2 separate regions of the Homo sapiens genome follow, and region 2 is linked to region 1. Evidence: chromatin loops called from intact Hi-C (ENCODE). Cell type or tissue: HepG2. All regions are shown on one strand. Each heading gives the region's core, and the rest is flanking DNA. Links, peaks and the distances in the headings are about the cores only. Region 1 has its middle 40 kb from the start of ZNF117. Region 2 overlaps LOC124901661 (a long non-coding RNA gene).

Region 1 (12,051 bases), core at 2,532-10,531:
TTGCAGAGAAAGAACCAGAGCTATGGGTAGAAATGACTTGCTCATAATAGTAGAATATTAAAACACAGGCAAATATGTCTCCAGAGATAGCACTTCTGAGTACAACAATAAAAACCCTCTTTAACCAGAAAGGAAATAATTAACACTCACTTTTAATAAAAATTAACAAAAATTGAATAATTAGATACATTTTCATTGTTCTGCGTGTTTGTGAATGTATCAAATGGTACATAAGAAATAAGCCAGAAAAAATGTTAGTTAATATTTTAATGAATAAAATTGGAAAGTAGTTAATTATTATTTGCAGATATCTTTGCTTTGCTAACAAAAGCAACTAAAAGATGATTTTAAAGGTCTATTCAGGTGGGTAGGCAAAATTTTAAGATATTCCCCAGGATTGCCAGTCTGTTGCACACCTGCTGTGGAATCCTTTTTCCTTGATTGCAAAAGAATGTGTGACTGTGTTGGAAAATCATTCATAAAATCAGATTGTTAATGTGTTGCTTTTGTGTTCATCAAAAGGGAGATTATCCTGATTGGGCTAAAGTGAATCAGAGGCGCTTTTAAGAGAAAGGGATACATGATAGAAAAACATCCCAGCTGGCCTGGAAATAAGTGACTTCTACATGGGCCATGCTGTAAGCTGCTTATGGAGGACACATGGCAGGAAATATATTTGTATATTGTCATCATTTCTGCCTCCCACATGTTGCTTCCAGTAGGGAGGACAAGGAGAATCCCATTGCAGAGGAAAAAAAGGGGGGTCTTAGTCATGCAATAAATAATCACCTTATCTGAGATAGCTTAAGATAAACAGAGGAGACCACAACACAACCACATCAATGAGAGGAAAAAGGCAGTCTGGTTGAAAGAGCCCACTGGCGGCCGGGCGCGGTGGCTCACGCCTGTAATCCCAGCACTTTGGGAGGCCGAGACGGGCGGATCACGAGGTCAGGAGATCGAGACCATCCTGGCTAACACGGTGAAACCCCGTCTCTACTAAAAATACAAAAATTAGCCGGGCATGGTGGCGCGCGCCTGTAGTCCCAGCTACACGGGAGGCTGAGGCAGGAGAATGGCGTGAACCCGGGAGGCGGAGCTTGCAGTGAGTCGAGATCGCGCCACTGCACTCCAGCCTGGGCGACAGAGCGAAACTCCGCCTCAAAAAAAAAAAAAAAAAAAAAAGAAAAGAAAGAGCCCACTGGCATTGAAACGGGAAAGGTTCCCTTGTTCCCCTCACAAAGTGTGTGATGCGGGTGTGGTTCACTTCTTTGGTGCTCCACTGCACTAGGGAAGCATACAGATAGGCAGACCGACCCCACGGCAGTGTCTAGGGGTAAATGTTTACAGTTCCTGAAGCCCCAGTGGGCATGTGTTACAGGGCGCTCTCTTAGTTTGCCGTCTATAGGCAGCTCGTATTAACCAGCTCAATTAGACCCCCTTCCTTATCACCAGGACAGGGGGATTTCTGTATCCTGTGGTTTCTTGCCTTGGTGTACCAGAATAATCGGATCACACGTGGGCTTGGAGAATGAGTGTAAAGTTTTATTGAGTGGCATAGCTCTCAGCCAATGGGGGAGGCAGAAGGGAGATGTTCTTTCCCTGGAGTTGGGCCGCTTGGTGGCCCTGGCTCTCCTCCGACTGCCCGGACCAAACTCAGCCTAGTCCTACCAGTTGATAGCCTGCTGGTGTGCTGGTGCCTGCGGGTGTGCTCTTCTGCCAGCGTGCTCCTCTCGACGTCCTCTTGAGGACCAGCCACTTGCATCTTCCTCTACCGATGTGCTCCTCTCCACATCTGGTCACTTGTGTCTCTGCCTTGCTAGAGTCCCGGGTTTTTATAGGCCCAGGATGGGGGCATGGTGGGCCAGGGTGGTCCTGGAAAATACATTTGGGCACAAGGGCAGAAGTGCCTGTCCTCACTTAGGTCCGTGGGGGTGGAGCCCTGGCCAGTGACAGCGCCCTCCTCTACCCAGCAGTTCCCTTCCCCACTTCCATATTATTTAAACGGACCATGCTCTTCCCTTCCCAAGCACTTTTTTTTTTTTTTTTTTTTTGAGACGGAGTCTCGCTCTGTCGCCCAGGCCGGACTGCGGACTGCAGTGGCGCAATCTCGGCTCACTGCAAGCTCCGCTTCCCGGGTTCACGCCATTCTCCTGCCTCAGCCTCCCGAGTAGCTGGGACTACAGGCGCCCGCCACCGCGCCCGGCTAATTTTTTGTATTTTTAGTAGAGACGGGGTTTCACCTTGTTAGCCAGGATGGTCTCGATCTCCTGACCTCATGATCCACCCGCCTCGGCCTCCCAAAGTGCTGGGATTACAGGCGTGAGCCACCCAAGCACTCTTGTATCAGCCTTATGAGGCAACATTTAGTAAGCTGTAGTGAATGGTCAGCCTCTGGGATACCAATAGTCTACCAAAAAGGCTGAACTCATTCTAATTAAATCAGCATGTCTGCACCATTCTGATGACCCTGTTTTACATTATCCTAGGTACCCTCCTAGAATTAAAATTATCATGAAAAAGCATACCTAATTTTTCATTTTCACAATTGAAAAATTTTGAAAACAATAAATTTAATAATGAACTTCTGCTAATTTTAGAGGATTCTACTATACTGTAATCCAACATATATATTTCTTTTTTTTTTTTTTGGAGACAGAGTCTCACTCCATCACCCAGACTGAAGTGCAGTGGTGTGATCTCAGCTCACTGCAACCTCAACTTCCCAGATTCAAGCCCTTCTCCTCCCTCAGCCTCCAGAGTAGCTGGGACTACAGGCATGCACCACCACACCTGGTTAATTTTTGTATTTTTAGTAGAGATGAGGTTTCATCATGTTTGCCAGGCTTGTCTCGAACTCCTGACCTCAAGTAATCCACCCACCTCAGCCTCCCAAAGTGCTGGGATTACAGATATGAGCCACTGCATCTGTCCATAATATGAGTATTTCTTGAAAGCATGAACAGTTATGTGGATATTTGCTCTTAGATTAACATAATAAAAGTAACAAAACATTTAAAATCAGATAAAATTAGTCAAAACCACATCTTTTCAATGGCTTAGCATAATTGCCATGATTTTTGAAATGGACAGATTACTAACAAGAAGCAAAGACCAGATTTAGGATTTGCTCCGTTATTAAGTCCTTGATATTTCAGGGCAGTACAAGAATTTCGATAGGTAGGAAAATGCATACAATATACACACATGGCTTTTCTCTGATTTGCTTTAACATTAAAAAATTGAAGATTACAAATCTAATCTCTTAATTTACAGTAAATTTAAAAAGGATTTATTTTTCCACCAAGAAAATAATTATATAAAATTAATGGGTAACAGATGCCTTTAGCTGCCAGAAAATAGCATGACTAGATTCAGTAAGTATGTAGCCACGCAAATAACAGTCCATTACATTAAGACCCTAATAGGTGCATGTGGAAAACATTTCTGTGCTATGTTGTGCACCTTCACTCTGCACTTTCTTCTGCCTGTTTACAGAGATACCAATTTCCCCTGAGTAACTCAGGGTGAATACCGGGAATTGAGAATGCTGTGTTCAGAGGGATTACTACAAACATCATTAACACATTTTTCCATATTATAAAGACATTTCATAAATCTTATTCTGCCTCACAAAGGCTTTTAGTAAAAAAAAGTTTCTTTACAGTGTTCAAATTGAATTCATGAAAAATTTCAATATTCTAGGTAAGTCAGAGACACTTAAGTGTCAACAAAATTTCATAATACATACTTGAATGAGATAAAGTCTTCTTAACTAAGAATTTTATTTTATTTTATCACTACATTTAGAGAAGAATAAAAAACTGGTACTTTGAGCCAAATAACAGTGTTTGGCACGTGAGTACCACCCAAACAAGTGCTTTTCATCATCATCATTAAAATGGCAATCCATGTGCTTTCCTGGCACCAGGTGGCCTGTTTTCCACTGATATAAAGTGGAGAAGGCTTTATATTAAAATAATGAAGGAGGGTGATATAAATTGAATACCTGTATGAAATACAACTTATAATAAAAAGCAGAAAGAAATCTTACCACTAATGCTTCTCCTATAAAATATCACCAGAAATTAACTGGTTATTATCCTCAGTTTTCCTTCCATGAAAAATGGCAGGGACACATTGTAAGGAACATCAAAAGAGAACAGATGAAGTAGCCAAAGGAAACAGGTTATCTGATCAGACAGCTAAGTCAAAGGTGAGGAAGCCTCAAAGAATTAACACACTTCAAGCCCTTCGAATATAGGAAGGCTCCATAAGAGAAAATAAACCTCAGTATTTCTCTGTGGAAATAGAATGGGCTGCTTCTTGAGGGTATATTTTCATCTCTCAGGATGGCTACAGTCAGAGGACAGAGGATGGCAAACTCCATTTGCCAGCCTCAAGCCAATGGAAAGTCCTTAAAATCCTTCAACAAGTTTTTCACTTAGGAAAGGATAAATCTTATCATTGTGTTCAGAGATTCTTTTCAGGCAGAAAACCTCTAAGTTGGTTAAGCATGTAACCTCTCTAGCTCACTTCCAACAGGAATTGACACAACTGGCAGAAGCCCAACCCCAGGAAATAGGAACACCTTTGTTTAACTCGAGATTTGGCATTAGTGAAAACTCTCTCCTTTCCTAAACTCAAACTGGGAAGAGCCCTACACTGATTTTCTTTCAAGCCCCTTGGCAGTAAAAGTTACAGGTATCAAATTCTGAATGCATCACACTCAAGTCAAAGCCTGAAGAGCTGAGGGAGCAACCTCTGACAGCCCAGAGGAATGTCCTGAATATCAGTGTGGAGAAATAGAAGATCTTAACCTGAAAATCGTAAAAGATAAGTAACTGAGTGAGAGCTACTCATCTTACTCAATCCCATCTACCTCACCAGATACTTTAAAAAAATTCTACATTTCCTCTCAAAATTCACCGCCAAATATTAGACCTTCTTTTTAATGCATATTTGCCAGAAATTTCAATTATACATAGAATTGCATTTGTAACTTCATAAATTCCCAAAGGAGAATGTTATAGCTTGGCAAGTAAAGTTTTAAACAGAAACTATTTACTACACCACTTTTGCAGGAATTGTTATATTCACGCTATTATTTGCAATAGAACTGTACACTGTGGCACCCACAATGTGGAATTCTGGTTGTAAAATTCTAATTGCTGAAACAATTTGCCTAATTATTATCTTTGTAAAAGGATTAGCAGTTGCAGAAAAGATTTAGTCAAGTTTGTTTTGCTTATAGCAGGAGTAAGAGTTATGGATAGGAAGTAAGCATGGAAGTTTTACTATCGTTAAGTTTGATAGGACTTTGTATTAAAGATTAGTACTATGGTGCACTCTAAGCTATGGAAAGAAGGTTATAAAAAGATTTTATATAAGAAAATATCTTGTATGGTAAATTCTTGTCCTGAAAGGAAATGACTGGCTGTTTAAAGGAAGGATGTTTAGGACAAGTCAGAAATTTTAAGAATCTTGTAAGAGGGCCTGTCATGAAAGAATTTAATAATTAAAGGAAAGAAATTGCTAAGATCAACACTAAAGTTATTTTAGCCACCCAATAACGTATTCTCCCAATGATATTGTAAGTTATAAAAGATGGCCTAAACCTAATAGTATTCCCTAATGGCAAGTCATGGGGGAAATGTATGTTTTCTCAAAACAAATGTTACTTTCATATTAACATTTCTGGCAATGTACAGCAACATCTAGTGGAGGCAAACTGGTATTACAATCCATTGGTGTAGCTAACAGCTAACAAACTCTGCTGTCACAGTTATGGTCTATAGGATCTCTACTAACAATGGTAAGCTAAATACTCATATTCTAACCCTATATTTCAAGCCTTCTTGAAAAATTTCTCTCTTTTCACCTAGAAACAATTAAACCTTAAATGGTGCTATGAACAGAGCCACACATGGACACACCATTCTTTTGAGAACCCTTAGATCAACCTCAGAAGGAGCCCCAACTGCTGTCCCCCTGCCACAGCACTCCTTTTCTTTCTTTTCATTTTTTCTCTCTTTTTTTGTTTTTTGAGATGGAGTCTTGCTCTGTCACACAGGCTGGAGTGCAATGGCATGATCTCAGCTCACTGCAACTTCTGCCTCCCAGGTTCAAGCAATTCTTCTGCCTGAGCTTCCTGCGTAGCTGGGAATACAGGCAGATGCCATCACGCCTAGCTAATTTTTGTATTTTTAGTAGAGATTGGGTTTCACCATGTTGGCTGGTCTTGAACTCCTGACCTCATTATCCACCCACCTTGGCCTCCTAAAGTGCTGAAATTACAGTCGTGAGCCACCGCGCCCGGCCCACAGCACTCCTTTCCAACAGGAAGTACCCAGAAAGAGTTACGTTTGCCAAGCCCAGCTCGGTCGTGGAGACCCTAACCCAGCAGCACTAGAGGAATTAAAGACACACACACAGAAATATAGCATGTGGAGTGGGAAATCAGGGGACTCACAGCCTTCAGAGCTGAGAGCCATGAGCAGAGATTTACCCACATATTTATTGACAGCAAGCCAGTGATAAGTATTGTTTCTATAGATTATAGATTAACTAAAAGCACTCCTTACAGGAAACAAAAGGATGGGCCGAAACAAAGGGATGGGCTCTGGCTAGTTATCTGCAGCAGGAACATGTCCTTAAGGCATAGGTTGTTTGTGGTTTAGGAATACCTATAAGTGGTTTTCCGCCCTGGATAGGCCAGGTGTTCCTCGCTCTCATTCCGGTAAACCACAGCCTTCCAGCATGGGCGTTATGGCCACCATGAACATGTCACAGCGCTGCAGAGATTTTGTTTATGGCCAGTTTTGGGGCCAGTTTATGTCCAGATTTGGGGGCCTATTCCCCAGCATATCCCCCTTCTTGTTTTTGCAGGGCAATAAAAGCAAAGGCAGCTTTATCACGGTGAGCTACTTCTCGCAGGAGTCAGGATCTGCATCTGCAGACTACACAAAGACAAACAACACAGATTAATAACACAATCATCATTGAAATCACAGAGCTTCCAAGTGTTTTCATCCATTTTAATGGGTTACTGGCTGCTAATCCGTCTGCAGCTCCTTCAAGCACTCCAGTTCCTGGTATTAAGGTCAGATGTGCCTGGGATGCTTTAAATATTTGTTCTTTTAACTTTGCAATATCCAAAAACCAGTTTGTATAGTGTCCTTCTAGATGGTTTTTTATTCGTTCCCAAATTTTGATCTTATTAAGAGCCATTAATAGTTTCCACAAATCCTTTTGTTAATCTCCTACGGCGGGTCATATCATTTGAGGTTGAGGTGCCACTATACCGCCATGTTTCCAGATAATAAGAACTCTTGCCATACTTCTTACCATTTCTACCATCTGACTGTTTTCTTCTGACCAGCTGAACATAGTGTGGCCATGGCACACATACTCAGAGGTACAATTCAAGCTAAACATCCCCTTAGGAGACCGATCAATAATGATTCCATAGGAATCATTGCGCAGCACCTCTGCCTGTTCTGCAATGCAATCTTCCCAAACAAGTACATTCATTTTTTCTGGCCAGGTTCAATTCTGTTTACAAATAGGTTTTTGAGGGTGGTATGCCTTAATTATAGGAGCAGATTCATTATGGCAAATACTGAGATCAGAAAGCATGTGTAACTGGGTCATAGAGTGATTACATCCAGGCATTATTGCCAGCCAAGATTGATAGATATGCCCAATAAGTATAATTGTTCTCTGTGTCAGCGCTTGCTGAAGGAATACTCACAGCAATGGTGATCACCGCTCTCATAGCTATCATTAAATTACTCATTGTGACTGGTTGTCCCGCTTTCCTCAGGTTTTCTTCCACCATCTGTGACAGCTTCTTGATCTTTCCCCAAGTAGGTGGCTGTGTTCGACGGGTGTTGCTCGTGACAGTTGGGGTCCTCCTCAGCATCAGTCTTGACATGGCTGCAACTGGGGGGTCCTCAGGATTCTCCCAGAATCTCTTCCACAGCATCTGGCTCATGATAAGGTTTTAGGTGTCTTGATGGTATCTAAATCAGCTGCTGGTTCTGGCCTGGAGAAACACAAGCATAATCTCTACCCCAAGTTATTATTTTACCTATTTCCCAACTTTTTGTTATCAGATCTCTCCACCAAACCAGTTGTTCTGCTTCTGTCTTTGCAGCTGGTTTCTGTAGATGCTGTTCAGCTGCTGATAGCATCTGGCCCTTAGGCAGGCTCAAAAAATTTAAAGTCAATAATGCTAGATTCAATTGTATATGCAGTGTCCCATAGTCCCTGTTTCCCCCCGCCCCCTTTGTTTTTGCTACTGCTGTTTCAGGGACAGATTCATTCTTTCTACTATGGCTTGTCCTTGAGAATTATATGGGATACCAGCAATGTGTTTAATATTCCACATAGAGAAAAATGTAGCTAGAGCTTGGCTAGTACAGCCTGGGGCATTATCTGTTTTAATAGAGGCTGGAATGCCCATCACCTCAAAACATTGCAAAAGGTGACATTCAACACAGGCAGAAGACTCTCCTGATTGGCATGTAGCCCAAAGTGGGAAAAGGTGTCCACACATACATGTACATAAGCTAGACTCCCAAACGAGGGAACATGTGTGACATCCATTTGCTAAAGAGAATTAGGTTCCAATCCTTGAGAATTAACTCCTCCTGTAAAAGATGAGGAATGCACCATTTGGCAAATTGGGCATCACTCGGTAATAGCTTTAGCTTCTTTCCAGGTAATGCTGTATCTGCGTTTGAGACCAGAGGCATTAACATGGGTTAAATTGTGAAAGTGTCTAGCATTAGATATTGCAGTAGCAACTAGGCGATCAGCCATTTGATTCCCTCCAGTTAAAGGTCCTGGAAGAGGTGAATGAGCCCTAATGTGAGTGATATAAAAAGGGTGCATTCTACTCCTAACTGCTATTTGCAATTGGGTAAATAAAGTCATCAGTTGTTCATCTGTATGAAATCGTAACTGAGCATTTTCAATTAATTGTGTGGAATGAACCACGTATGAAGAATCAGAAATCACATTAATAGGCATAGTAAAAGCAGCCAATACCTCAATTACAGCTATAAGCTCTGCTTTTTGAGCTGAAGCATAGGGGATCTGAAAAATTTTACCTTTCCAGCCAGAGTAAGAAGTTTTACCATTACTAGACCCTACAAGGAGCCCAGGGACCCCAAAGCAGGGAGCAAAGGATGTTTCTCCCACCTGGAGCACAGCCCTGTTGCAGAAGGCACAGTCTCGGCTCGGGGAGCCCGGCAGGGATCCAGGCGTGGTGGGGGAGGGGGCGCCCGGGCGGAGCTCACCTGCGGCGGTGGGTCGTAGGGTCCCTGGCTTGTGGAGAGAGGTTGGCGCTGTTCCTTGGCTCCGCTCCCCAAAGGGCAAAGCGCCAGGAAGTCGGGCTCCCGGCGGTCTCCAGGCTCTAGCCCACCCGCGCCCAGGCCGCACCCACCGCGTCCCCTCCGCCCCCACACAGGGTGTGGAGCGTCCCGACCGGGCGTCAGCGGGCAGGGCCATGCAGCTCCTGTGGACGCCCAGAAGCGCGGAGCCCCTTCCCACTAGGGCCTGGAGACCACTCTAAACTGGCTCGGCGGCCCTGGGACTCGGGCTCCGGCTCCCGTGGTCTAACCCCTCCTGGGGGCTGTGTCCTCGCCGGACGCCAGGTCGCTGGAGACCTCTGGGTCGCCCCGGCTCCTGGCGGCTCCTGGTGCCACGCGGTCCGGAACTGGCTTGCCTGACATGAGAGGGACAGAGCGATGCGGCTGGCGGGGCTGGGGGTCCCCGCTAGGTGGGAGAGCGGCGGGGCTGCTGCTGACCGGAGCAGCCTGGGTCTGTTCTGGAACCGTCGCCCTGAGGCCCCTCCGCCCCGCAAACCCTCCGGGTGCGGTTTGGGAGTGAAGCCGGACACCAAACACCATCCACGCTCAGCCCCACGTGGGTCCAGGAGTCCCGAGCCCAAGCCCCTGCACCTGTATTTTAATTTTTTTAAAAAACCTGAGGGTTAAAGTCAGGCAAGTCAGCTGACTCAGTGTTTGCCTCCTGCTGCCTAGATGTGACCAGCGTCTTTTGCTGGCAGTCAGAGACCAAGCCCCCCCAGGCCCTCCAGGACCCCCTGACTGGTGAGGCCATCCTCTGCAATTATGAGCAGCACTGAGGTGCTCCCTACCCAGGGTCACTGCCTGAGCCGGCTAGAGGCCCAGCAGGGGGCACTGGAGCTGTGAGACCCAACCTCCCAGAAGCTGCCTCCTCCTGCCCAAGGAGGCTGCGCATCCTCACTCAGGGCTGTGAAGGGGAATGAGGGCAGCTCACAGGCTAAGGGGCCGCTGAAGGCAGTTTTTCTGGACAGCTGACTTGCGAGCCTGGAGGAAGAGTTAGGGTGTGTGTGTGTGTGTGTGTGTTTGTGTGTGTGTGAGAGACAGAGAGAGAGAATTATTTCATTCAAGGACATCTGTGTGTCTCAGTAGAGTAAGAGTGAACAGCAGCATCCCTGCAGAGGAGCAGCATGTGGACAGAGTCACAGGCTGGCTGGATCACAACAAATCCTTGTGGGTCAAGGAGAGCAGATTCCGTGATCAGCTGCTGTCTGGGTTTTGTGTTTGCCTTTTCCTGCTGTTCCATTAAGCCAGGGCACTGGGGCCAGATTGCCCTCAGCCATGGCCAAGGGTTCCCTGACAAGCTGGGGAGGAAGAATTCCCTTCCCAGCCCAGGGGCACAGGTCAGAGCAGCCTGTTCAGTGTGGATCTGAACTCAGAGAGTGGAAGCCACTGTCTCAGAGTCACAGAGCAGGTCAGTGGCAGGGCCCGTGTCCCTGACCTCCAAGCTCTATGTCTCTGAGGAAATATTCCACCCAAGAGCATGAGAGTTCTCTGAGCATGGACTCCCTGGCAGGTGAGGTCATTTTACCCATTATCTCTTTTCATCCTCATTGTGTGTGTGGTTTGTATCAATGTCCCCGTTTTATGGCAGGAAACTTAGGCACAGTGAGGAGCAAAGGCCTGTGCAAAGCTATAGAGCTCAGAAGTGGCTGAGCTGACCAGACAGGCTTCCTTCACCATTGCTCTGCTCCATTTGGAGGTTGGACAATATGCCTTGGGACCAACAGTCACAAGCTTGTGTGGGCTCAGGGGAGATATTCATTAAAAACTAGAATCCATGAAGCTTCCAGCCCCACTCATTTCTGCAGGGGCAGGTGGCTGTGCTTGGCATGGGCTCCTCATTGCTCAAAATAGAGCCTTCTCTTCCAGATAGAGCCTATTGTCCCAAAGGTGAGTGAGGTTGCAGCCCAACCTGGGCAGGGTGATATCTTCTGGGCTAGACTGGAAACTCAAGCCTTGCAGCTGGACAAGTTATGACTTCTGTCCTGCCTCAGTCACTCCTAGGCTGAACGACTCTGGGCACATTGCTCTCTAAGCTTCTGTTTCCTTATCTTTAAGATGGTGACAATGACATCTCTTTCCCACCGTAGCTATTGGTGTTTAGTAACTCATCAGCCTTAGGAGTTGGCATGCATATTCTCTGGCATTACCCAATGGCTGTATTTGTGAGTTTTCCCTGGTCTATGGGGACCTTCCTGAGGGCAGAGGGCAGGGACCAGGTGTCACTTGACTCAGGACCCAGACAGGCACAGCACAGCCAGAACCAGAGGGGGCAGGGCCTGGGTATGATTGGAATCCAGGCATCTGGCCCAGTTTTTCTGGCTCTGTCTTCCCCACCTTTTCCAAACTGATCTAAGGATCAGATTTGCCATGCTGCCCAGACATCCTGGTGGCCCTGTCTGAAGAAGCAGCCTCAGAATTTCTCTGGTGCCAGCTGGACGACTCAGAGAGAAAAACTGGTCACCAATTTCTGCTTCAAGTGGGTAGGGAAGAAAGCTACCACTTGCAGCTACTTATTATGTGTCACCAGCCAGGCACTTTTCCTACTTAGTGGTCACCTCAGCTAAGTCATAAAGACACAGAAAGGAGTGCCTTGCCCCATGTTCACAGCTGATAAGTGGGGTGTGGGAGAGGAGGTGCTGAAATCCACATTTATCTAAACCTTTCAGACCCATGT
Region 2 (12,051 bases), core at 2,712-10,711, 270 kb before region 1:
CTAGCACTTTGGGAGGCTGAGGCAGGTGGATCACAAGGTCAGGAGTTCGTGACCAGCCTGGCCAACATGATGAAACCCCGTCTCTATCAAAGATACAAAAAATTACCTGGACATGGTGGCACATGCCTGTAAATCCCAGCTACTTGGGAGGCTGAGCCAGGAGAATCACTTGAACCCAGGAGGTGGAGGTTGCAGTGAGCCGAGAGCATGCCATTGCACTCCAGCCTGGGCGATAGGGTGAGACTCGATCTCAAAAAAAAAAAAAATGATGTTTGACCTCCTTCAACTTATATTTTAATGAATATGTTATTAATATTTATTCCAAAATTTTATAGAATTTCTAAAAATCTAATATATATCTCTTTATATGCTATTAGTCATAATTATGTTTATTATGAACAAATATAGGCAACAGATATAATCAATTTTTTATTTGTTTTTTCATAACCATTTAAGTAATTTTCACAGTTAATGGTTTAATTCTTATTTAGTTTCTAAAAACCTCAAAAGCACACAAAATCCCAGAGTATTGTGTCTTTAGGAGGTTCATGAAAAGATGGAAAGTGACCAGACAAGTTGAGTCCTGTTTCTGATAATTTTAGGATCATATTGTTTGAACTGGGTAAGGATCATGAGCATTCCCATGAAAAGACGGATTCATAAAACTGTGAGCCCAGGCAAGACAAAAATTAATTGAATATCAGAAAAATACTCTGCCACATTTTTACGCTAAATCAGCAAGTACTGAAATTTTTTAAATGTGCTCTTTAAATAAACTCTGTGGTCCAAGTAAAATTACCTATGAGAACCACTCAGTTATCAGTGCTATGCACATAAATTGGAGAAAAAGTCCTGGTATGTAAGACGACATAATTTTTTTTTTTTGGTCTTTTTTTTTTTTGACACAGAGTCTCACGAGTCTCACTTTGTCACCAGGCTGGAGTGCAGTGGCATGATCTCAGGTCACTGCAACCCCCGCCTCCCAGGTTCAAGCGATTCTCCTGCCTCAGCCTCCCTAGTAGCTGGGACTACAGGCATGCGCTACCATGCCCAGCTAATTTTTGTGTTTAGTGTTCAGGAGAATCACTTGAACCCGGGAGGCAGAGGTTTGCAGTGAGCCAAGATCTTGCCACTGCACTCCAGCCTGGGCAACAGAGTGAGACTCCATCTCAAAAAAAAAAAAAAAAAAAAAAAAAAGAAAAGAAAAAAGAAACAGACTCCTTGGTTGAAATGAGTAGACCAATTATTTAGCTAATTATTTGATCTATTTAATTTTAGTTGGTTTGTTCATGGGGACCCTGGTTAAAAAGCATACTTCAAACTCTTGGTGTTATCCTCCTGATAGTCAAAATAGTAGTCTCCCTATTGCACTGTATTCTCTCAAAAGTTATAAATGTTTGCATGCAGTCATCTCTAGAATGTCAAATGGTCTCTCTTTAATGGGAATGATGAAAACTCAAAGATATATGCGACCATGAGGACACCATAACCTATAAATGACATGATAAGAACAAAAACCCAAAATAATGGAAACTGAGAGAGGCACTAAGGCCCTAAGTTTTGGTCACACTCTGACGTATGTGAAAACTTAACCAAAACGGGGGAATTTTTAAAAGAAATTATTGGAGGCTATTATTCTGGACTGAGCTTACGCACCAGGCCCAAACAGACAAAACCAAACCAAACCAAAATGGAGTCACTCATGCTAAATATGACATACTCAAACTAAAAATTTAAGAAAATAGGTAGATGCTAAAACAGGCCAGGTTTTGTTTTTATTCTGTAAGCAGCAAATTTTAACATAAAGAGGTCCCCTCTACTGTAATTCTTTAAAAAATTAATATCCTCAAGTTCTCATTTCCACTTTACAAAACTCACAGTTCTGCTATTTCACAGTGAGATTTGAGACTAAATAAGTATATCTTTGATGATGGCAGAATATAATGTATAAAGTTTTGGTCTGTCTCTCAAACTTGAGAAGATAACCAAAAGCGAGAAATTGTTAAATTAGTTATAGCCTGAAGCTGTCCCCTTTCATTTAATTTTGGTCAATAGTTTTTTTTTTCTTTTTGTACATAGTAAACTGAAACCTAACTGTAACGCATTCCTGTACTAACCACTGTGATTTTCCCACTAAAAGGATATCAAATCTTCAAACCGTGTTTAAATAAGGCGAATCCCAAGCTATAACCAATCTGGCTGTTTCTGTACCTCACTTTCATTTTCTGTGTGTCACTTTGCTTTTTCTGTTCATCAATATTTTCTTACCATGTGGCTGTGCTGGAGTTTCTCTGAGCCTACTCTGGCTCCACAGGCTGCCTGATTTGCAAATCATTCTTTGTTCAATTAAACTCTGTAACATTTAATTTCTCTAGAGTTTTTTTTTTAATTTTCAATTTTTTTCTATGATAAAAAATAAGTCATGTGTGGTTTTGGCTTTGATTTTCTCAACTCATCCTTTAGCTACTTTTTCCAAATTATTCTATGTCCTTTTCAAATGCTCCTGCAATTTCTTTCTTTTTCTGCTTCTTCTTCTTCTTCTTTTTTTTTTTTTTTTTTTTTTTTTGAGACAGGGTCTGACTCTATAACCCAGGCTACAGTGCAGTTGTGTAACCAATCATGGATTACTGCAGCCTTGACCTTCTAGGCTCAAGTAAAGTAATCCTCCTACCTCTGCTATCTGAGGAGCTGGAACTACAGGCATGCCTCATCATGCCTGGCTAATTTTTTAAAAAAAATTTTTATGGAGACAGGATCTTACTATGTTGCCCAGGCTGCACTTGAGCTCCTGAGTGCAAGTGATTCTCCCATCTCAGACTGCCAAAGTGCTAGGATTACAGGTGTGAGCCGCCATGTGTTTCTGCAATTCCTTAAGATTATTTATTTATTTATTTTCACCCAGGCTGGAGTGCAGTGGCGTGATCTCTGCTCACTGCAACCTCTGCCTCCCAGGTTCAAGAGATTTTCCTGCCTCAGCCTCCCAACTAGCTGGGACTACAGATACCCACCACTAAGCCTGGCTAATTTTTTTGGTATTTTCAGTAGAGACGGGGTTTCACCATGTTGGTTAGGCTGGGTCTCAAATTCCCGACCTCGTGATCTGCCTGCCTCGGCCTCCCAAAGTGCTGGGATTACAAGTGTGAACCACCATGCCCAGCCATTTTAAGATTATTCTAATAATAAACAGTACTATATGGGCACAAATCTAAAAGAAATCTGACTTCTATTTTAGAAATGTCACTCTCCAGGATTTCAAGGGTCACACGGAGTTGATCCTGAGTCCCAGCCCAGCCACTTAGTAGCTGTGGGTCTTTGGACAATTTATTGATGTGGAAGAGTTCTATAAACTACATGCGCAAAAAAAGGCAGAATGATGCTTATTGCAAAAATGGTAGCAATTTTTTATCCCTCCTGTATCCATGCCCATTGCCAGGTGCTTTTACAGCTGTTCCCATTGAGATCCAGAATCTGTTTTCCAATCCCTGGATCTGGCTGGCCTTATTTGCTCAGGGCAGTGGAAACCTGTGAACATGACAGTGTGCTAGTTTGAGGCGTAGGCTCAAAAGGTATTGAATCCTTCTGTTTTTCTTTCAGAATGCTGCCATCTCTATGAAAAAAAGCCCATGTAAGCCAGACAAGATACCATGGGGAGGAGAAGCAAGTTGCCTCTGTTGACAGCCCCAGAAGCAGAAGCTCACTCCCAGAAGCACAGCTGCTTAGTCAACAAGCAGCTGATAATACATGTCTGAAAGAGCTCAGTTGAGACCAGAAGAATGGTCCCACTGAGCCCAGCCTAAATGCCTGACCATCTCAATTATGATGCTAATAAGTTTTGGATGGTTTGTTACACTGTAACAGCTAACTAATACATGCACCCAGTGCAGATAAGATGCCAGGCTTCAATGACAGCCTGATTACTAGTTACCTTCTAATAGTGGGCACCCTAAAAGTACTAATTTTTTCCCCCTGATTTAAAGTTGAATGTCTTGTAAGATAATGTTGAGAAATGCAGAAATACATGTGGACATGTATACATGTGATTGGTGATTATACTCACACAGCACCACATACAACAGGAGAAAACAGAAAACCACAGCCTGACCATTAGGGCCGAGGCCAAATAGCAACATGAGTTTGCCTTTTTCTATTTTCTCTGTTTCTAAACATTGGAGGCCTATACTGTGTACAGATCTAAAGACATAGAGTTTGCTTATCCTGTGACCTCATCATTCTTTGTTCATGTCTAATCTCTTGAAGAAAGGTGAGCAACTGGTGGCCAGCAGTGCTTGTAACCTCAGTACCTGAGGTAATTTTATTCCTGCTGTCCTCTGCTCTTTTTATGGCCACTATCTGTTTCATCCTTGGAACTGAAGAGAGATGTTGGTAGGGAGAGGCTCTTGCCGCACCTTTGGCAGAAAAGGGATGTTCAGGCCCTTCACCTCCTGGGGGAATGTAGAGGGGTTTCCAGGAAGCCCACTTGAAGTCTGAATTTAAAGTGAAAGTCCAGCCAGGCCAGGCGCGGTGGCTCACGCCTGTAATCCCAGCACTTTGAGAGGCTGAAATGGGTGGATCACCTGAGGCCAGGAGTTCATGACCAGCCTGGCCAACATGGTGAAACTCCATCTCTACTTAAAATATAAAAATTAGCTGGGCAGGGTTGTGGGCACCTGTAATCCCAGCTACTCAGGAGGCTGAGGTGGGAGAATTGCTTGAACCCGGGAGACAGAGGTTGCAGTGAGCTGAGATTGCGCCACTGCACTCCAGCATGGGCGACAAGAGCAAAACTCCGTCTCAAAAAAAAAAAAAAAAAAGTCAAAGTACAGCCAAACATGGTGGCTCACACCTGTAATCCCAGTACTTTGGGGGTGTTGAGGTGAGGAGGATTGCTTGAGGCCAGGAGTTCAAGAGCAGCCTAGGCAACATGGCGAGACCTTATCTCTATAGAAAATTAGAAAATTAGATGGGCATGGTGTGGTGCACGCCTGTGATCCCAGCTCCCACAGAACCTGAGATGGGAGGATCGCTTCAGGAGGTGGAGGCTGCAGTGAGCTCTGATCACACCACTGCACTCCAGCCTGGGTGACAGAGTGAGACCCTGTCACTAAAATAAATAAATAAATAAATAAGTAAATGAATAAATAGATGAATAAATAAAGTGAAAGTGCAGCTGAGTGTGTGCTTTCCCAGTGATGCTTGGCTGTCCAGATGCAGATGCAAGAGATCCAGCCTGTTCATGTCACCCTTGCCCAGGGGAACAATGTCAGGAGAGAGAGAGAAAAAGGAGGTTTTTTTTCTTCTTTTTTTGAGATGGAGTCTCCCTCTGTCGCCTAGGCTGGAGTGTAGTGGTGTGATCTCGGCTCACTGCAACCTCCACCTCCCGGATTCAAGCGATTTTTCCTGCCTCAGCCTCCCTAGTAGCTAGGATTACAGGCGCCTGCCACCACACCCAGCTAATTTTTGTATTTTCAGTAGAGACAGGGGTTTTGCCATTTTGGCCAGGCTGGTCTCGAACTCCTGACCTCAAGTGATCCACCCACTTCGGCCTCCCAAAGTGCTGGGATTACAGGCGTGAACCACCTCGCCCTGCAGGAGTTGATTTTAATTATGAACCATGATTAAGGAAGGCAATGACCACAGAGAGAGTGACAATGAGGTGGGGAGGCCAAGTGGAGAGTTCTGGAGCAAGAGAAGAGAGGTCAGCAGAGAGCTGTCTGAAGTCTCCTTTCTGGGTGATGGAGGGTCCCAGGTGTGACCGCAGGCAGGGAGTGGTGGCTGAGAGGCAAGTTGGAAAAGCTCACTGGAGCTTCAGCAGTCTAAGTGCCCAGAGAGACGGGGAGTAGCCTGGCCTGTCCACGTGGGTGACGACACCAACGTCTTGTATGAAATCACTGTTGCAAACCTGCTGGGGGAATGTAGAGGGGTTGCTGCTCTACAAGACGGCAAGAAGGATGAGAATGCAGTCAGCCAGGAACACAAGTCCTCAATGGATGACGAGGTGCAAGCGGAAGACCAGCAGACAGCAGTCACTGAGAGGGACAGCAGGTGACTCCGCTGCCTTTGAAAGAGAAAGGTCTTGGACACGACCACAGGAACCATGAAGGATATAGACCCTACCTTAGATTCTACAGTACGTGGGGTATAGGAGAAAAAAGAGTCCCTGCACCAGACGGTGCCGGGGGATGTGGGGTCCTGAGGGGCCAGTGGGGTTGGAGGGAGGGGACCCTCCTGCAAAAAGCTGAGTGGTGGCTCCAGAGCCGATGATGTCATCAGAGGAGCTGGGGCAGGATGGGGGGTGGGGAGGAGGGTCCAGTCATATTAGGCAATGCACAGATCCGGGGGGGAGGCCTATAGCACAGAGGCTCTGTCCTTTGAGGGTGACTGAACCAACAGGGGAAAGCGAGGCATGGTGAAAATAGCCATGGATGGCCAGCTGTGGTGGCTCACGCCTGTAATCCCAGCACTTTGGGAGGCCGAGGAGGATGGATCACCGGAGGTCAGGGGTTCAAGACCAGCCTGGCCAACATGGGGAAGCCCCGTCTCTACTAAAAATACAAAATTAGCCAGGCTTGATGGTGGGCACCTGTCATCCCAGCTGCTTGGGAGGCTGAGGCAGGAGAATTGCTTGAACCCAGGAGGCAGAGGTTGCAGCGAGCTGAGATCACATCACTGCACTCCAGCCTGGGCAACAAGAGCGAAACTCTGTCGGGAAGGGGAGAGGAGGGGAGGGGAGGGGAGAAGGAAGGAAGGATAGAAAGAAAGACAGAAAGAAAGAAGGAAGGGAGAGAGAGGGGGAAAGAAAGAAAGAAAAGAGAAAGAAAAAAAGAAAAAGGAAGGAACGAAGGAAAAAGGAGGGAGAGAGGGAGGAAGGAAGGAAGGAAAGAAAGAAAAGGTAAGAAAGAAAACCGTGGATGACCGCAGGACGGCCACAGGTGACATTTCAAGCTGTGAATTTGGAGAGCGAGGGCGCTCCAGGCAACTGTGGGGTGACTCCTCCCCCTGGTGGCCATATATGGCTAAAGCAAGTACAAGTCCAGACACACCTGGAGAACAGGTGCCATTGCCTGAAAGCAACCGTAACCACGACAACAAGGCCAGGTGCAGAACCCAGGTCTCCCCCCCTTTATTAGAGCCTGTGGAGAGATCATGAATGTATTCTCCAATATGTTCATTTTCAGGGGTTAAAAAAAAATCTCCCCAGTGTCACTTCTCCCAGGAACGTGTGTATGTGAATGGCTTAAAAACTGTTGCCCTTGACAAAGAAATGTACCAATCTCCAATGACAGAATATTTAATCGAGGAAAGTTCTCATTAACAGATGTTAATTAATCTCCTTAACAGATGTTAAGGAGAACTACAAACCACTGCTCAGTGAAATAAAAGAGAATACAAACAAATGGAACAACATTCCATGCTCATGGGTTGGAAGAATCAATATCGTGAAAATGGCCATACTGCCCAAAGTAATTTATAGATTCAATGCCATCCCCATCAAGCTACCAATGACTTTCTTCACAGAATTGGAAAAAACTACTTTAAAGTTCATATGGAACAAAAAAGAGCCCGCATCGCCAAGTCAATCCTAAGCCAAAAGAACAAAGCCAGAGGCATCATGCTACCTGACTTCAAACTATACTACAAGGCTACAATAACCAAAACAGCATGGTACTGGTACCAAAACAGAGATATAGATCAATGGAACAGAACAGAGTCCTCAGAAATAACACCACATATCTACAACCATCTGATCTTTGACAAACCTGACAAAAACAAGCAGTGGGGAAAGGATTCCCTATTTAATAAATGGTGCTGGGAAAACTGGCTAGTCATATGTAGAAAGCTGAAACTGGATCCCTTCCTTACGCCTTATACAAAAATTAATTCAAGATGGATTAAAGACTTACATGTTAGAACTAAAACCATAAAAACCCTAGAAGAAAACCTAGGCAATACCATTCAGGACATAGGCATGGGCAAGGACTTCATGTCTAAAACACCAAAAGCAATGGCAACAAAAGCCAAAATTGACAAACGGGATCTAATTAAACTAAAGAGCTTCTGCACAGCAAAAGAAACTACCATCAGACTGAACAGGCAACCTACAAAATGGGAGAAAATTTTCGCAACCTACTCACCTGACACAGGACAAATATCCAGAATCTACAATGAACTCAAATAAATTTACAAGAAAAAAACAAACAACCCCATCAAAAAGTGGGCGGAGGATATGAACAGACACTTCTCAAAAGAAGACATTTATGCAGCCAAAAAACACATGAAAAAATGCTCATCATCACTGGCCATCAGAGAAATGCAAATCAAAACCACAATGAGATACCATCTCACACCAGTTAGAATGGCGATCATTAAAAAGTCAGGAAACAACAGGTGCTGGAGAGGATGTGGAGAAATAGGAACACTTTTACACTGTTGTTGGGACTCTAAACTAGTTCAACCATTGTGGATGTCAGTGTGGCGATTCCTCAGGGATCTAGAACTAGAAATACCATTTGACCCAGCCATCCCATTACTGGGTATATACCCAAAGGACTATAAATCATGCTGCTATAAAGACACATGCACACGTATGTTTATTGCGGCACCATTCACAATAGCAAAGACTTGGGACCAACCCAAATGCCCAACAACGATAGACTGGATTAAGAAAATGTGGCACTTATACACCATGGAATACTATGCAGCCATAAAACATGATGAAACTGGAAACTATCATTCTCAGCAAACTATCACAAGGACAAAAAACCAAACACCGCATGTTCTCACTCATAGGTGGGAATTGAACAATGAGAACACATGGACACTGGAAGGGGAACATCACACCCCGGGGACTGTTGTGGGGTGGGGGGAGGGGGGAGGGATAGCATTTGGAGATATACCCAATGCTAAGTGACGAGTTAATGGGTGCAGCACACCAACATGGCACATGTATACATATGTAACAAACCTGCACATTGTACACATGTACCCTAAAACTTAAAGTATAATAATAATAAAATAAAATAAAATAAAATAAAATAAAATAAAATAAAATAAATAGTTAATGAATGGAGTTCTGCAGGCTTTGCTTTAAAGAACAGATCTACAGTATTTTAATGGGGAATGTAATCTCAGTGTCATCTCTGAGGCATGTTTACTGCTATATCTCTATCGAGCACCTGAAGTAGTGCCTGGAACAGAGGAATGACTCAGGGTGTGGTGACTGGACTGGATGGCACTTTCAAAGCACTGGACCTGTCCCACGATGGGGCAGTGAGTTTCCTGTCCCTCTACCTATAAGGTATCTAAAAGGTTTAGCCTTGCGTGTGGTAGATGTGCTTTGAAGGGGGTTTAGGAGACAGTCTAGGAGATGACCCTTAAGTAACCTGCCCACAATCTCCTTTACACTCAGGTGATCAGTGAAGTTTTTTTTCAGGGACAAGGTAAAACAGTAGTTCTGCTGGTATCACTGACTACGTATTAGAATCACCTATGAACTCTTAAACACTAGTGTCCATAGGCCCTATTCTCAGGATTTTGATTTAATTAATGTAGGCTGACACCTATTCATCTGTTCTTAATGCTTTCTGAGTAATCCTAAAGTGCAGTGAAGGTGGACAACCACTAATGTGGAAAAAAACAAAACAAAACAAAAACACTCCAATATGCAATACAACTTCACAGCTAGCTCAGAACTAGTTCTCTGCAGGTCTCATAATTTATAATAATTTCTGCTTGGAAGCCAGAAGGCCCAGTCCTTTATTGTCACCATAGCCGAAAAGCGTAATCTTCAAGGCCTGATTCATCCTTACCTCCTCCAGGAAGCCTTCTCTGCCTGTTCCAGCCTATTTTTCTGTCCCCTTATTGTACTTCCTGCCAGTGCTTGCATCCCTGCTTTGACTCATATCCCTTTGGCCCTTCTCTCATATCCCTTGTGCCCTTCTCCTTTCCTTTCCTGAGCCTCCACCACACTCCAAATTGAATACTCTAAAAGGTTTAGCCCTGCATGTGATAGAGGTGCTTTGAAAGGGTTTTTTAGGAGACAGTCTAGGAGATGACCCATCCTGTGCATGTCTACTCACCAAACCCTGTTTTATAATTGCCTGCCCATTTGTATGTCTCTCAGTGAAACTGTGCACACCCTGAGAGGAAGAACTGTGACATATTTACCTTGGCAACCACAGCACTTAGTGCATGCAATAGAGTAAACACGATTGCACAGATGGATGGAAGGAAGGATGAATGAGTGGACAGATGGATGAATGAAGGAGTAGTACTCTTTGTGGGGCTTAACTGCACTGTCTGAATTGATTAGTGTCTCTACTACATTTCTCATGTGTCTCTATTACATCTATGTAACTTGGGAAAGAATATTTCCTAGTAATCGCTTTTTCCCATCCATAAATTTTATCTGCCAGCTGACTGACTCACAGCCTGAAAGGAACTTGTTTATTATAGTTTTCTGTAACAAAAGACCAAATCTTAACGTCACATTACAAGATTAGAAAAGGTCTTATCATTTACTGAACGCTTACTGGGTCCTGGGGGCTTTAAATACATTATCTCTTTATGTCAACTCCTCCTATTTGTCAGTTGTAGAATCTGAGACTCAGAGTTTAAAGTAACTTGCTCCAAACCACACTCAGCAGTAGTTGAGATTCAAGCCTAGGTTCTTTCCCACAGAAGCTCATTTCTTCTCCTGTCCCAGTTTCTGTCCCTCAAGTAGAGACTACAGGGGTACTAACATTAAATACTTCAACACAAGGTCAGTCTAGAAGCTCCACGAGGACCCAAACCCGACAGACCTGGACCTTAACAGTGTTCTGAGGATCCTGCACATGCTCCAGGGTTGCATCAACATCCAGGGCAACCACCAACCCAGAGGTAAACCGCAAAGGGTTGTCTGACTCGCCTGCTGGCTCAATGATGGTGGCTGAGGCTTTGTGGATCTGTAAGCAAGAGGAAAATCCTATGATTCTAAAGCCAGGTCATTCCTGGACAAGAAAACACATCTTTTTTCTGTCTCCTTATCTAATGAGTGGGCATGTGGGAGCCACTCAGAGGAAGAGCCTAGCCCAGCTGCTCCATTGGTCAAAGAAGATCACCAAGGTAAAGATTTTTGACCGTCTGGACAGATTTGGCCTACAGGGGCCAAATAGACCCTGACCTGCTCTGGAAGTGGGAGATGCAGAAAGGCACTCTGTCGCAGCATGGTCTGTAGAATTTTGACCACTTCTGCAGGTTTGGATGTCATGAATCGGGGCATAAGGTCAAGGAGTTTGTCCACAAAGCTGTCCTGCAAGTGGGGCAAATCAGCGATGAAATACCTGGAGGAACAAACAGAAGCAACTGACTCATTCAACTGTGCACACGTTCACCACAGGCTGGGCCCCAGACACCTACCAAACCCTGAAGTAGGAAGAATGATGAAGTGAGAAGAGCTTGCAATTTACGACCAAGATAGACTGGTACCTATACAATCATGCCTCAGTCACATGATCATCAGAAAGGCCTCTGTTTATTGATAACCATTATGTGCCAGGCATACTCTTAAGTGTTTTACATGATCTTATTTAACTCCCAGCAATCCTAAGCATCATTAGAATTTTTATTTTCATATTATAGATTCATTAATTATTTTAACAAATACATTTTTAAGACCTACGAAGCACCAAGCACTATTTTAGGTTCTGGAAACACAGTGAACAAAAGAGAACAAAACGATTGCTTCAATGGAGCTTACATTCAAGTGGCAGAAAACACTGAGACTCAGAGGGGATGATGCCTCACTGAGGCTCAGAAAAGTTAAGTACGTTACTCCTGGCTCAGACTGATCCAATTTTGGGCCTCGTGCCAGTGGATAGTCAAAAAATATCTCACTGAGGAGGTGATATCTGTGCAGGAACTCAAAGGATGAATTAAGAACATCAGATGAAGAACTTTGGGGATTCAGAGCTATCATCTTCCCAAAAATCTTTTCAACCCAACTGTGCAAAAACAGACTCTCTACTTTAAAGAATCTAAAGCCAAAAGTAAGGCATGAACTTATTTCAGATT

What was found. A loop is a pair of places that touch in the nucleus more often than their neighbours do. Peaks named below come from ENCODE experiments on the same cell type or tissue, not always from the same donor. Only the 100,000 strongest peaks of a DNase experiment are listed, where the experiment ranks them.
Region 2: a loop joins it to region 1, with 12 times the contacts of the local background. A loop is called at or near these places in 20 of 110 quality-filtered maps.

The regions. Positions count from the first base shown.
Region 1 is chr7:64,945,112-64,957,162 of GRCh38, reverse strand. No RefSeq gene overlaps it. Among named protein-coding and RNA genes, the nearest start is that of ZNF117, 40 kb to the left of the region's middle. In HepG2, for the core only: CTCF peaks have their summits at 5,721 (motif pointing left) and 10,205 (motif pointing right); DNase peaks (open chromatin) are centred at 5,722 and 10,212; H3K4me3 peaks cover 1,182 bases; H3K27me3 peaks cover 224 bases.
Region 2 is chr7:65,211,543-65,223,593 of GRCh38, reverse strand. It overlaps LOC124901661 (a long non-coding RNA gene), which reads left to right. Exons shown (of 2, transcript XR_007060366.1): 2 at 3,595-4,031. It also overlaps the pseudogene INTS4P1. Among named protein-coding and RNA genes, the nearest start is that of SNORA15B-1, 150 kb to the right of the region's middle. In HepG2, for the core only: a CTCF peak has its summit at 6,987 (motif pointing left); a DNase peak (open chromatin) is centred at 6,973.